Linked DNA regions of Homo sapiens: all the other regions are linked to region 3. A link is a contact called in ENCODE Hi-C or POLR2A ChIA-PET data. All regions are on one chromosome and are shown on one strand. Each heading gives the region's core, a stretch centred on a gene start or an enhancer-like site at or near the end of the contact. The rest is flanking DNA. Distances are from core to core; before and after follow the strand shown.

The links. A loop is a pair of places that touch in the nucleus more often than their neighbours do. ChIA-PET counts read pairs that join two places held with the same protein, here RNA polymerase II (POLR2A). Pooled maps may share reads with other maps.
Region 1: a loop to region 3 is called in a pooled map, with 2.3 times the contacts of the local background. The contact joins the enhancer-like site here to the promoter of AGPAT2 in region 3. A Hi-C loop is called at or near these places in 2 of 37 single-sample maps with no recorded cell type and 8 of 50 pooled maps. POLR2A ChIA-PET finds 5 or more read pairs at or near these places in 3 of 52 experiments (AG04450, activated naive CD4-positive, alpha-beta T cell and endothelial cell of umbilical vein).
Region 2: a loop to region 3 is called in a pooled map, with 5 times the contacts of the local background. The contact joins the promoter of TRAF2 here to the promoter of AGPAT2 in region 3. A Hi-C loop is called at or near these places in 2 of 50 pooled maps. POLR2A ChIA-PET finds 5 or more read pairs at or near these places in 2 of 52 experiments (H1 and activated CD4-positive, alpha-beta T cell).
Region 4: a loop to region 3 is called in a pooled map, with 4 times the contacts of the local background. The contact joins the promoter of EDF1 here to the promoter of AGPAT2 in region 3. A Hi-C loop is called at or near these places in 3 of 50 pooled maps. POLR2A ChIA-PET finds 5 or more read pairs at or near these places in 4 of 52 experiments (H1, K562, MCF 10A and 1 more).

The regions. Positions count from the first base shown.
Region 1 is chr9:136,526,067-136,529,622 of GRCh38, reverse strand. The region is part of intron 2 of NOTCH1 (notch receptor 1); the gene reads left to right. Among named protein-coding and RNA genes, the nearest start is that of MIR4673, 8.2 kb to the right of the region's middle. RefSeq lists an enhancer at 2,441-3,312. Within about 2 kb of position 1,647, at least 15 of the 41 ENCODE cell types and tissues checked have a DNase peak (open chromatin) inside an H3K27ac peak, as active enhancers do.
Region 2 is chr9:136,884,997-136,888,131 of GRCh38, reverse strand. TRAF2 (TNF receptor associated factor 2) reads right to left here and starts at 1,616. Exons shown (of 11, transcript NM_021138.4): 1 at 1,591-1,616. MIR4479 (microRNA 4479) reads right to left here and starts at 1,399; the gene lies at 1,329-1,399. It overlaps LOC105376326 (a long non-coding RNA gene), which reads left to right and starts at 1,878. Exons shown (of 3, transcript XR_930448.2): 1 at 1,878-2,034; 2 at 2,782-2,839; 3 at 2,998-3,135. RefSeq lists enhancers at 184-919, 920-1,655 and silencers at 1,032-1,841, 2,062-2,191.
Region 3 is chr9:136,685,614-136,689,117 of GRCh38, reverse strand. AGPAT2 (1-acylglycerol-3-phosphate O-acyltransferase 2) reads left to right here and starts at 1,661. Exons shown (of 6, transcript NM_006412.4): 1 at 1,661-1,942. The coding sequence starts at 1,761. RefSeq lists silencers at 935-1,014, 1,485-1,684, 1,905-2,474 and an enhancer at 2,195-3,056.
Region 4 is chr9:136,865,058-136,868,158 of GRCh38, reverse strand. EDF1 (endothelial differentiation related factor 1) reads left to right here and starts at 1,851. Exons shown (of 5, transcript NM_003792.4): 1 at 1,851-1,978. The coding sequence starts at 1,901. RefSeq lists silencers at 1,550-1,859, 1,960-2,149.

The DNA.
Region 1 (3,556 bases), core at 398-2,897, 160 kb after region 3:
TGCTATAGCTCTTTGTTCTGGGGGATTTGGGGAGGCCAGGGAAGGGGCTGTGAGCAACGAGGTTCCAGCATCTTCCCAAGCCTCCTCCATCCCCCAGGGCTGGGCTGCTTGGCCGTTCCAGTGGGAGAGGACCCGAGGTGGGACCCCGAGCCCCCTGCCCAGCTCATTTCTTAGCAGCCGGTGCCTCCTGGAAGGTGGGTGGTGCCCACTGGGATTGGGGAAACTTGGTCTAGCCTCTACCCAAGGGAGGGGCTGAGGTCCCAGGACTCCCCCTGCCCCAGAAGCCTTGGTCCGGGCTAGAGCTGGGCTCGTTGGCCTCATGGAAGCCTGCCTTGGGAAGCATCCCCACCCAGGTCTGGCCTTGTCTCCCCGTCTCCAGTAGGGGGTCACAGTGTCCCCCCAGCCAGTCCACATATGGCCCCATTTGCTTGGGCAGGCCGATGGGTGGGCCTGTCTGTGTGGCCCAGGTCACCTGGTGGGGCCCACTGTCAGTGGCGTAGGTAGAAGGTGGTCAGCCTTGCTGGGTCTTAGCAGAGCACGGCAGGATCTGGGTCTGGGGAGGGCGTGGGGGTGCCCCTGCCATCACAGGAGCAGGCAGAGTGGGAGCCCTAGACTCCCCTCTGGGCAGAAAGCCCCTTGAGGCTGGGGGCAGGTCCTGCTGGTGAGGGAGGGGTCCCAGGGGCAGGGGCACCCTCAGGCTGGCCGCCTAGCGATTGGCTCCTGCAGGACGTGGCCACGGGCTCCCTGGGAGCAGCAGCTGTTGGGGGTGTCTGGGGAGAAGACCCCCATTTATTGCCCTGTGAGGGACCACACTGCTGCCAGGGGACCCTTGGGCTTCTGTGGCAGGACAGTGGGCCGGGATTGGCAGTGAGGCCCAAGGAGGGCAGGTGGGGCTGGACCTGTGGCTCTGCTGGGGAGCAGGTGGGATGTGTTAAGATGCTGATTTCAGCCGGGCAGCTCCTCCCCTTCCCTTCCCAGGGAGCCGGGGTGTGCAGGGCCGTTCCTTCCCCTCTGGGAAGTGCAGCTCCTGTGCACCGGAGAGGCCCCCGCACTGTCCCTGCCCGTCCCACCAACTGTCCCTGCCCGTCCCTCCACTGTCCCTGCCCATCCCCCTCACTGTCCCTGCCCATTCCCCGCACTGTCCCTGCTCATCCCCAACACTGTCCCTGCCCATCCCCCCCTCACCGTCCCTGCCCATCCCCCCCGCACTGTCCCTGCCCATCCCCCCCCACTGTCCCTGCCCATCCTTGCCTTGGGAGGTGCTGTCACCTGGTGGAGCCATGGGAAGCACCTCTCCCACCCAGGGTCTCTGGTTCCTGTGGCGGGTGCAGAGCCAGCCACATCACTGACACCCCAGCTGGGTTGGGTCCAGCTGACCCCACACCCCCACCCCTCTGCTCGGCCTCTGCCTGTGCCCCCATCCCTGGCCCTGCATGACCATAAACTCCTTGAGGGCAGGAAGTGAGTGAGTCCTACCCGCACTGAGTCCCTCTCACCCCTCCTTCTCATTTTGGGGCGGAGGGAACTGTCTTCTGTCCCCTGGGGGTGGCAGATGGCCGCTTAGCTTAGAAAGGAAAACAGCACAATTTAGAATTCGTCCTGGGTGAAAGGTCTCGGCAGCATCTGCCTCCTGCTGCTTTCTGGAGTCGCATTTCCATGGAGCGGCCCTGGCAGGGAGGGTGGGAGTGGCACAGTGGAAATACTGAGGCGGGAACAAAGTGGTGGCGGTAGAGGTGGCGGGAGCGGCACAGCAGGCGCCGGGGCCACTTGGCACCCTCCCCCCGCAGCCCTCCTGGAGTCCCCGCCCGCCGCTCACCTGCGGGGGGCCCAGATAGGACAGGTTACCCCAGCGCCGCCAGGCCACTGAGCGTGGGGGATGGGACAGGCAGGTGCCGGGTGACCCTAAGAGGGACGCACGGAAGGGGAGTCCACGGGGGCACACCTGGCGTGGGTTGGGTCTCCTCCGTGGGAGCCCGAGAGCTGGGTGGCTTGGTGGACAGGGCAGCTCTCTCGTCCAGTCGGGGGAGACTGGCGTTCCCTATCTCAAGCCTCACTTTTTAGCCCCAGAGGGGTCTCCCCACCGCCCCTGATAGGAGGAGATGCGGGGACGGTGGAAGGTGGGGTGCGGGTCACTCATGGAAGCCCTGAGGATCCCCGTGGGCGCGGCAGCTGTTGGGTGCCACCTCACTCGGCCAAGCCCTGGCGCCCACCTCGCGGCCCACACCCACCTGGCCGCCGGGACAGCATTGAAGACAGAGTGGCCCGGGTACCGGGGGTGTGGCCAGCGCCAAAGCTGTGAAGGATTTGCTCACAGGCTGGTGGTCCTGGCCATGGCCATGCTGCAGGCCTGAGGTCCCTCCCACCTTCTCAGGGACGTCTGGGTGCTGTGCGGAGGGCAGGTGTTCGCCGTCTGTAGGGTGCTCCAGCTCTGTGGCCATGTGGGAGAGAGGTACAGACTGGGGCGGGCACAGGCTGGAGGCTGCCCACAGCAGCAGCGGGAGACTGGGCCCAAAGCTGCCCCCCACACACAGACCCCCACACCTGGCTCAAAACTTTCTCCAGGCTCGGCCCGGTTCCCCCCAGCTAGCGCGTCTCACGGAACCTCCAAGCCGTGGCTGTGGGGCCGTGGCAGGGGCCTTCCCTGTGGTGTCCGATGCCCAGGCTGGGAGTGGGGGCGGACAATGGGCCCTCTCAGCCTGCATTCCCCCACGGGAGCCTCCTCAGGCCTCCGGCTGGGGCTCCTGCCCCACCCGCTGGGAGCAGCTGCCGCCACGTCTGACACCTGCTCCCAGCCGCCCTTTGTCCGAGCACCGACGCCTGATTTATGGGGCGTGTTTTCCTCTTGCTGGCCCGGCGTGATACAGCCTCGTTAACTGGGATGCGTCCGGTTGGGCAGATTCTCCCACAGTCCTCCACGTTGGGGTCCGCGCTCAGGGTGGGGAGTGGGGCCCGGTGTCCGGGCAGAGTGTCGTGGTCCATTCAGGGACAGCCAATGTCCTGTGACCTCAGGGCACTTGGTGGGAGACTGCTCTAGGGGCTCGGACCTCCAGCGTCTCCCCTCTGGGGTCCCCTAAAGCTGTGGGATGGGCCTCCCCTGCCCCTCCTCCCCGTCTTGCCCAGCAGGTGAGCTTTTCCCGCTCCTTGGAGCCTCGAGGGGCCGGGAGGCAGGGGACCAGCTTGCATGGGCCAGGCTGAGGAGCCTCCAGCCCCGGCTTTGATGACCGAGCGCCCTCTGTCCTGTACCCACCCCCTGCCGACTTCAGCGGCTGGGAAAGCAAAAAGGGCCTTTTCTCCAAGCGGGAGCTGTGGCCAACTCCCGCCTGACAATGGGGCATTTATGTGGAGGGAGGGCGCCCCTCCTGTGGCCACAGCCCAGCCCAGCCCAGCCTGTGCACTCCACGGGTTCCCAGCGGCCGCTCCACCTCGGGGACCGGCCAGCCTGTAACTGGATCTGCATGCAGTGGGAACCACGTCTGCCCTCCCAACAGGTGCCCGCAGAGGCAGGTCTGTCGCTGCAGCCCCGGAGTGACCGGCCACATGGGATGGAGGAGGGGGA
Region 2 (3,135 bases), core at 367-2,866, 200 kb before region 3:
TGGGAGGCCGAGGCGGGTGGATCACCTAAGGTCAAGAGTTTGAAACCAGCCTGGCCAACATGATGAAACCCTATCTCTACTAAAAATACAAAAAATTAGCCGGGCGTGGTGGTGCACGCCTGTAATCCCAGCTGCTCGGGAGGCTGAGGCAGAAAAATCGCTTGAACCCAGGAGGCGGAGGCTGCAGTGAGCCGAGATCGAGCCACTGCACTCCAGCCTGGGCAACAAGACCAAAACTATCTCAAAAAATAAATAAATAAAATTACAATTTTATATGTAACCCCATCTTTTTCAGGCTCAAAATAATACCAAATAGAAGCTTGATAACAACCTAAACTCTTAACAACTGTTTATACAAAAGTATCAGAAGCAAGCGTGGTAGAAGAGGAGATCTTGAACCTTACAAGTGTCCACCCATTAATACATTCAGTTCCTCTTATTAAAAACTAGGGCTATTAACAGGGAGAGAGACTGAGTTACAGGGCAGTAATTCCGTCCCTTCAAAATCATGTGGCCACAGAGCAGGGTCCGTTCTCAGTCCTAGTTTCCCTTGACTTGACCCAGACCAGACTCCCTCCTCCTCCGAGCCCCGTCTTCACCGGCTGCCAGACACCCCACCCCCTGTCGGCCCTACACCGAGTGGAGGCTTGGTGCTCTTCTGCACTGACCCTCAGCCCTCGGGGCCTCAAAATGACAACTCCAAAATACCCAGCTCTGGCCCTGACCGTTCCCCTGACCCCAGGCTGCCCATCTGGCCGCCTCCCGAGAGGCCATGGGCGCTGTGACTCCTTCATCTTGGCCTAGGAAGCACCAGCCTTCAGCTGCTCACGCCAGATTCTTGCAGACATTGCAACTCCTCTTTTTCTCGGCTCTACCTTCCACAAACATCCCCTGCTACTGCCAGGACCAGGCCCCGGCCCCGATCCCGGCCCGGTCCACCGCAGCCCATCCCCGCACTGGCTCCTTGCTGCCCCCGACCCTCCCAGCAGCCAGAGGGACTTTTCACCCAGGCTCAGCCTGGGTCTCCCCAGCCACTGGGCAGGAAGGCAGCAGAGTCGGCTCCGCCCCCAGCCTCACTGGTCTTCCCCGACCCCTGGCTGGGGGGCGCTGGCAAACTCAGGGGTCGGAGGCGCCCCTGACCCTCCCGAGCACGCAGCCGGCTGAGGGTGCGGGGCTTCGGGGACACGAGGGGCCCACAGCTGAGCGTGGAGGGGCGACAGGGTGCGGGGGAGCGACGGACCCGGGACGGGGCAGGGCCGGGTGGGCCGCCCACGGGCCTCAGGCGGTACTGGGAGCCGCGACCCCGCGCAAAACCCCGGACCGTGCCCTGGCGCTGCTCCGAGCACGGCCGCGCGCGTTCCCGAACTTTCCCGCGCCAGCCACGCTCGGACTTGGTTTCCGGCCCAGCGGCTCAGAGAAATCCCCTCGGGCTGGCCCCGCCCCCGCCCCGCGGCCTCTCCCGCCCCCGCTCCCGCTCCGGCCCGGAGTCTCCCTGAGAGGTGCCCGCGCCTGCGCCCGACCCCGCGCCCGACCCCGCACCCGACCCCGCGCCCGCGCCCGACCCCGCACCCGACCCCGCGCTCGCCTCACCCAACGGTCGCAGCGCGCCCGGAACTAAGGGCCCGCCCAGCTACCGCCCCCAACGCCGCCGCCGCCGCCGCCGCTCCGCCGCGTGCGCCTGACGGACGGACATGGGAGCCAACCAGCCAGCCCTCAGGAAGCTGTAGCGAGAGCCATTGGCCAGATACGCCCCGCTCCGAGCGCGCCTGACGGACTGACGCCGGAGCCAACCAGCGAGCCCGCAGGAGCCGCAGCGTGCGCCGATTGGTCGGCGCTGAGACGGCGTGGGTACCTAAGTCGCCCTCTGCTTTTTCCTCAAAGAGCGCGCCGGGGCGTTGGTGCGGGGAGCTGGTGAGGTGCTGCGCTGTGGGGTCCGCGCTAATTGGGTCCCTTCCCCAGGTGCGGCGAGACAGCGAGGCCCTTGCTTCCCCTCCCGTGGCCCCGGGGCGGAGACCCCTGCCGCACACCCGAGAGGTGAGCCGGGAGCCCAAGCCGGGCGACACCGGTTCCCACGAGGCGCGCGTCGCGCGCGGGACGCGGGGCCCTGGCGGGGCGGCCGCACCTACCCGACACCTGCGGGTCCCTCCGCCTCCCCCGGTGCCGGGCGCAGAGCGGCGCCTCAATTTGGGTAACATTTATGAGAAACAGGACTAAAAGAATACTGCACACTTAAGTAAGGTATTAAGGCTATGGGGTCTCCTTTTGGGGTGAGGTAATGCTCTGCAACCGGACAGTGGTGACGGCCGCCCGACATGGCCGGTGTGCTAATCTACTGGGTTGTGCACTTTATTTATTTTTTTTTTTGAGACGGAGGCTCACTCTGTCGCCCAGGCTGGAGTTCAGTGGCGCGATCTCGACTCACTGCAACCTCCGCCTCCCGGGTTCAAGCGATTCTCCTGCCTCAGCCTCCCGAGTAGCTGGGACTACAGGCGCCCGCCATCACGCCCGGCTAATGTTTGTATTTTTGATAGAGACGAGGTTTCACCATGTTGGCCAGGCTGGTCTTGAACTCCCGACCTCAAGTGAAAACACAACCTATGGCCTCCAGACACTCAAATGAAAACAGTGGCCTTGGCGGCCAAAACAGGGGCTGCCCTAGGAGTCCTGTGGGCTGCATGGGGGAGGCGGCACTGTCATCTGCCCAGGAGAACGGGAGCTGCAGCAGGTTCTCTCTGGCGGTGCACGGGCTAGCACTGGACACACCACCCCCTCTCCATCCAGCCTTTGGTGAAATGGAGACCTTTCACCCCGCTTTGCAGAGAAGGAAACGTTCACGGAGGTAAGTCTCCTCCAAGCATTCAGACCCTGAGACCACGGGACTCCTCAAGGATGGAATACACTGCAAAACAGGGCAGGCTTTGAAGTTGCATAATTTACACAGGCCACGCTGTCCCCAGGCGCCAATGCCACATTTCATATATGTTACTTGGTTTGCAGTTGGAATTCCCCTCCGCCCCAAACCCACATTCCTGGGACAGCAAGGCCTTGAGATGGAACTCAGGAAGCCATCGGATTCCATCAACGTCATCACCCCTGAGTTTGCTGCAAGCAGCCATGGAAACGTCCCAAGTCCGC
Region 3 (3,504 bases), core at 412-2,911:
ACACACACAGTCACCTAGGGGTGCAGGAAGATGGTGGCCACCCTGGAAAGGTCGGTGGGCTGGGAGGTAAAGGACAAGAAGGGGGCTGGCATGTAAAGCCCCTGGACAGGCCTGATGGTTGTGAGGACTGGATTCCACAGCCAGGGTACAACCTGCTCGGGACCTGGGTGCACAGAGCCTCCAGCTGAAGGTGCTGTGAAGCCCCACTCCTCCAGGAAGTCCACCTGGGACCCCAGCCCACACCCCCGCATCCCCCAGCTCCCGGCAGCGGCACTCCTGTCTGCAGGGTGCACCCACCTCATCTGCCCTGGAAGATGAAAACCCCGCAGCCGTCAGCAGCCACCTCTCAGCCTCTCAGAGGCACAGCAGTGCAGCTCTCAGACCTCCCGGCTGCGGGGTGTGCAGTTCCGGCTCCAAGCGTGGAAAGAGGTCAAGCCAGGCCCTCCAAGCTGATTCCAGATGAAGCCCATATGGATCTGGAAGGAGACTGGGCTGGAAAATGCTCTCCTGGGTTTCGCTGTAAGATGCCTACAGGCCTAAGGCAAAAGGATGTGTCTCCACTTTCAAGAAAAGCTGGGACCGCCTGGGCAGGGGCTGCTGAGCCCAGGCAGCGAGACCCCACGTCCTTCAGGACCGCAGTTCCCCATTCATTTGAAGAGCAGTTTCTGTATTTGTCATTCTCTCAGTACAGTTTGGGGGGTGGTTACAATGTTCAGGGAAATGTTTTAACAGCTCAACTCTGCATCTGAAAAAAGAGGGGCCGTGCTCCCCTGCTGACCCGTTAGAGCGCAGGGCGGCCAGCACTCCCGCAACTGCAGCAAACCCAAGAGTCCCTATGAGGAGGGACCCCAGGAAACTGCTTTTCAATCTCCATCTGCTCCCTGAGGTGGGACGCCGGGTGGGGGCCGGGCCAGGTGACTGCTGCCCTTGTCCCAGCTGCACCTTGCCCTGCCACGCTGGCCGTGCTGCCAAGCGGATGTGAACGCCGCCACCTGACACCCACCTCGCCTGCCCCCGGAGCGTCCCTGGTGACAAGGCTACTTCTGGCACCCAGGGTGGGGCAACCCAGCCCCGCCCAGACACACGCCCCAGTTGGCCTGCGCGCCCCCACGAGTCTCCCCGCAGGGGACCGAGAACACCCTAAGAGCCAGGCTTTCTGCCAGGTGGCCACTGGTCACTCGGGGGCGGTTCCGGCGGCCCTTTGCGTGGCCACCGGCCTGGCACGGGCGCATCCCCGCTGGTTTTACGCCCTTGGGGAGCTGTGGTTCTGCGCGCGGGAGCCTGTGGCTGCCCCGGCAGCGGGGGGAGGGGGCACCGGGCGGGGCAGGAGGCCCAGACCATGGGGGGCAGCGCCAGAGCCCGAGCCACCGGCAAGCCATGATGGGGGGGTCCCCTGGGACCGGGAGGGTGGGAGCAGAGCGCCAGAGCCTCGGTAACCTGGCAGAAGGCTGTGGGGAGGGAGCGTGGAGGGGAGGTCCGGGCCGGGTGACCCAGGGCGGGAAGGGGGGGCCGTGTCGGGGCGGGGTTGGGGACAGTGGCGGGGCGGGGCCTGGTGAGGGGACCGTGTCGGGGCGTTGTTGGGGACAGTGTCGGGGCGGGGCGCCGCACCTAGCCCTTCCCTGCCGCGCGCTCCTCCCCCACGCCGCGCCCCGCCCCGCCCAGCCCCGCCGCCCTCGCAATAAGGGGCCTGAGCGCGCGGGGGAGAAGCGGGAGCGGGAGCGGGAGCGAGCTGGCGGCGCCGTCGGGCGCCGGGCCGGGCCATGGAGCTGTGGCCGTGTCTGGCCGCGGCGCTGCTGTTGCTGCTGCTGCTGGTGCAGCTGAGCCGCGCGGCCGAGTTCTACGCCAAGGTCGCCCTGTACTGCGCGCTGTGCTTCACGGTGTCCGCCGTGGCCTCGCTCGTCTGCCTGCTGCGCCACGGCGGCCGGACGGTGGAGAACATGAGGCAAGGCCGGGGGCCGCCGGGAGGGGCCGGGGAACCGCCGCGCCGCTTCCGCTTCCCTAACTTTCTTCTGGGCTTCCCTCCTTCCTGCCCCGCCCGTCCCGCCCCGCTCCGGGGCTCCGGGGAGAGCGCGCCTGGGCCGGCGGCAGGCACAGGAGGGGGTCCCGGAGTCAGGGGGTCCCGGAGTCACGGGGTCAAGGAGCCGGCGTCACAGTGCCCAGCACCCCACCCCCCGCCCTGGCCCCGGGCGTCTACACCGGTTTCGGCCTCCGCCGCGTCCCTGCAGCCCGGCGTGGGGTTCCGGGGGTGGAGCAGCTTTCGGAGAGAAAGGGGGCCGGTCCGCGCTGGGAGAGGCTCAGCCCTGCTTCCTGAGCGGGGAAACCGAGGCCGGGGCGGCGGGGACTTGCCCCAGGGCTATTGATCAGGGCGCACGACGGCGTGGGGGCACCCCTCGGCCTCCCTCCGACCCCCTCCTGACTGTCCGCCCGGTGATGGGCGCACCTGTGGGGCGGGTTCCCCTTTCTCTCCCTTTCCTCTTCGCAGGGAGGTGGGGGACCCGGAGGGGACCTGCTTCCGTGCTGGGGAGCGCGCCCCTGGCCTACAGCTCCGGGGGCCCAGCTTCCAAGCGAAGGGAAGGAAGAGTTAGGACTAGGGTTCGGCGGGGCTGAAATTTTCCCCTGGACGCCTTCCAGAAGGTGGGAGCTTGGTTTTGCCAGGCTGGGGTTGGGGGCCAGAGGTCAGACTGGGCTGCCAAAGACGGCGGGGGCTGCCTGCTCCTGGGCGGGGTGGCTGCTGGAGAAGGCTCTTGCCTGCCCCCTCTCCCTGTTAGCCGTCCCCAGGCTGTTGCTACATTTCTCCCTGCCCTGTTTGGACTGCCCAGCCAGTGGCTTTTGCAATGGCCTGGGGTGGGGGCATTGTGGCCCCAGAGGCCCCCTTCCCCGTGGTTCCAGGGGCAGTGGGTGAGGGTTTGCTAGCTCCCTGCACTCGCTGTCCTTGCCAGCCCTGGGAGGGCACTGAGGCTGCTGGAACGGGCCTACAGTCATGGCTTCCAACGGAGCCCCAGAAGCTCCAGGAATATGAAGGAGGACCCTGGGCCTGATGGTGAGCATGGAGAGTCCGAGAAGGGCCTGCTGGCTGCTCAGCCAGACGTGTGTGACCAGTGGTGATGTGGGCCAGGTGGCCCAGGCCGGGGTCCCGGGGAGCGCACACTCCAGGGCTGGCCCAGGTGGTGACTGGCGCTGACGTCCCCAGTGGAGCACCCTTCAGCGAGGAAGGCAGTTTGCAGAAACAGGGAGTTCCTGGGGGCTGGGCTCTGGGCACCTGTGCTGGAATCTGTGAAGGCCTCACCTGTGGTTCTGGCCCTGGGATCCCCTGTAGGCAGGGGTCTCTGTGAGGGGCCCCCCTCAGCCCCTGGGGTGCTTCAGAGTAGGGGCGAGGGTGCGGCTTTCCCAGCTGAGGAGGGGCCAGTCTGTGGGTTCCTTGGGGTGCCCCCCACCCCGAGGAAATGGCTTGTGTGGTTCTGATGCCTGCAGGGCATCCTGTGCTGGGCGTGTCCTGGGGTGTGG
Region 4 (3,101 bases), core at 602-3,101, 180 kb before region 3:
GCCACAAGAGATTATTTTCATTCAGTGGAAGCACATCCTTGCTGGCCGGCTGAGGCTGTTGAGTCCTTAGCCGAACGGAGCTTGGTGCTGGAAGTCGGCGGGAAACAGAGAAGCAAGGTTTGTATGGACGGAGCCATCAGTGTGTCCCCAAGGTTCTTCCAATCATCCGGTGTGAAAAACGGTAAGCAGAAGACTCAACTTCCCACTGCCTGGTTAGAATTACAGTTGTCTCCTCCGCGGAGTGCATTTGCTAATGCAGCATTTCCAATTTAATACAGCATTTATGTATGTTTTCTTTTTGGATGGAGACTGCATTTATCAGGTTCCTTGTTTGTGGAGCATCTATTCAAAGCCCGGAAGTCAATACTATGATTAGGGCCTGCGGTGGCTCAAGCCTGTAATCCCAGGCTTTGGGAGGCCGAGGCGGGAGGATCACGCGAGCTCAGGAGTTCCAGACCGACGAGCCAGGGCGGCACGGAGACCCCATCTCTACCCCACAAAATACAAAAATTAGCCAGGCGTGGGGGCCGCGCCTATAGTCCCATCGCTTGAGCGCAGGACGTCGAGGCTGCAGTGAGCTGAGATCTCAATGTTGTGCTCCAGCGTGGGCCACAGAGTGAGACCCTGTCTATAAAAATAAAAATCCTAAAAAAGTTGTTCAATGATAATGTATAATGACCTTTCTCATTATACAAAACGGCTGGAAAATAGGGTATTACAGAATTATTGTCATATAACATATACACTTTATACATTACAGAAAATAAACATCATGCAAAACCATTCATTTTTGCAACCGATGTTTTCACAGTTTTCCATTCTTTTTCTTTTTTTTTGAAACGCAGTTTCATTCTTGTTGCCCAGGCTGGAGTGCAATAGCGCGATCTCGGCTCACCGCAACCTCCGCCTCCCGGGTTCAACTGATTCTTCTGCCTCAGCCTCCCCGAGTAGCTGAGATTACAGGTGCCCGCCACCACGTCCGGCTAATTTTGTATTTTTAGTAGAGACGGGGTTTCTCCATGTTGGTCAGGCTGGTCTCGAACTCCCGACCTCAGGTGATACGCCCGCCTCGGCCTCCCAAAGTTCTGGGACTACAGGCGTGAACCACCGTGCCCGGCTTGCGTTCTTTTTCTTAAAGAGTCCCACCTGCGGATCACGAGATCAGGAGATCGAGACCATCCTGGCCCGTCTCTACTAAAAATAAAATAAAATAAAATAAATAAATTAGCCGGGCGTGGTGGCTGGCGCCTGTAGTCCCAGGTACTCGGGAGGCTGAGGCAGGAGAATGGCATGAACCCGGGAGACGGAGTGAGCCGAGATCGCGCCACGGCACCCAGCCTGGGCGATAGAGCAAGACTCCATCTCAAAAAATAAAAGTTAAAAAAAAAAAAGTGTCCCACCCCACGCTGCGTTTCGGGCCCCACGGCCCTGGTCCTCGAGCGCAGGTCCCAGCCGCGCAGGCGGCAAAACAAAGGGGGGCGGCCGCACGGCTAGAGCGGAGACCCCGCGCCCCCTCCGCCCGCGTGGCCCGGCCGGGGTGCGGGGCCCGGGGAGGCACGGGGGCTGCGCGTCGGGGCGCAGCCGCCGCCCGCGTGTGCTCGGAGGCCGCGGGGCCCGGGCTCCGGGGTCCTCCCGACCTGCAGCCCCAGCGGCTACCGCGCCTCGCCAGGCCAGGCCAGGCCCCGACGTCGCCTTCCCTACGTCGCCGGCGCCCGGCCACGACGTCCCTCAGACGAGCCGAACGCCGAATGGCCCCGAGCACGGGAAGTGCCCGCCCCCCGCGTGCAGCCAGCCAATGGGACGCCGAAAGCGGGGAGGTGCCGAGGGGACGTAGCGTCGCCGCGCCAGGTCTCTAGCAGCTGCCGCTGAGCCGCCGGACGGACGCTCGTCTTCGCCCGCCATGGCCGAGAGCGACTGGGACACGGTGACGGTGCTGCGCAAGAAGGGCCCTACGGCCGCCCAGGCCAAATCCAAGCAGGTGCTTTGCTGACTGAGGAGCGGCCGGGCCGGGCGGGGCGGACGCTGGGCCGGGGCCACGGACCGTGGGGCAGGGGGCTCGGGGAAGGGCAGGCGGGGCCTGGGACAGGGCGCAGGGGACGGGGACAAGGCTGGGGTGCCGGGGGCAGGACGGGGTTCGAAGGGCGGGGCGAATCGCAGGGGTAGGAGGACCGGGCCAGGACAGGGGTGGGAAGGTGGGGGGCGGACCCAGGAGGGGATGGACGGACCCAGGAGGCAGGGGGCGGGCGACTGGAGGAGGAGAGGAGCAGGGAACCGGACGGGGCAAGGGGCAGGCGATAGGGCCGGGACCAGTGCCAGGGTGGGGCGGGGAGGGGATAGGGGCAGGGACTGTTGGTGGGGACAGGTGTGAGGACAGAGGCAGGAGGTGGGGACGGGGACGGGGACAAGGCTGGGGGCCTTGTGTGAGGATAGGGGACAGAGAACCAGGGTGGGCACTGGGAACGGGGGCAGGGATGGAGATGGGGACAGGGCTTGGAAGAACAGGGTAGAGTGGGGTACAGGGCTTAGGACAGGGGTGGGGACTGGGGCAAGCAGCAGGAACCAGCGATGAAGGTGGGGAATTGGGGTTGGGATAGGGCTGGGGGCCATTGGACAGCAGTTGAGGGCCTGGGGCGGGAGACTGGGTGACGGGGCAGAGGTTAGTGACCTGAGTGGGAGCTGGGGACAGGGGGTAGGCTCCTCCCTGAGAGTTTTCTCTCTGCCTGGGACCTGCTTGGTTCTACTGGTCTCCGCTGGTCAGATACTGCCCAGGGAGCCTGCCTGGGTGCATCACAGGCTGTAGAGAGTGCCTGCTTCAGGGGACCCCATGAGCAGGTGGACCCTGTTGCACAGGTGGAAGATGGGCGTGCCCTGAACAGTACTTGTGGAAGGAGATTACCAATGTGGCTGATGGATCCGAGGGTCAGTTGTGAGTCTGATGTAATAGGGAGGACAGTTTAGTCACCGCCTCTGCCTCATTCGTACCCTCAGGTGGCCTAGGGCTGAAGCCTTTGAGGCCAGTTGGGCCAGGATGCGCTGGGGCTCTGGTGACAGGGATTCATTGGTCTGCCCTACCCTTACTGGTTGCACAGTCAAAACCAAAT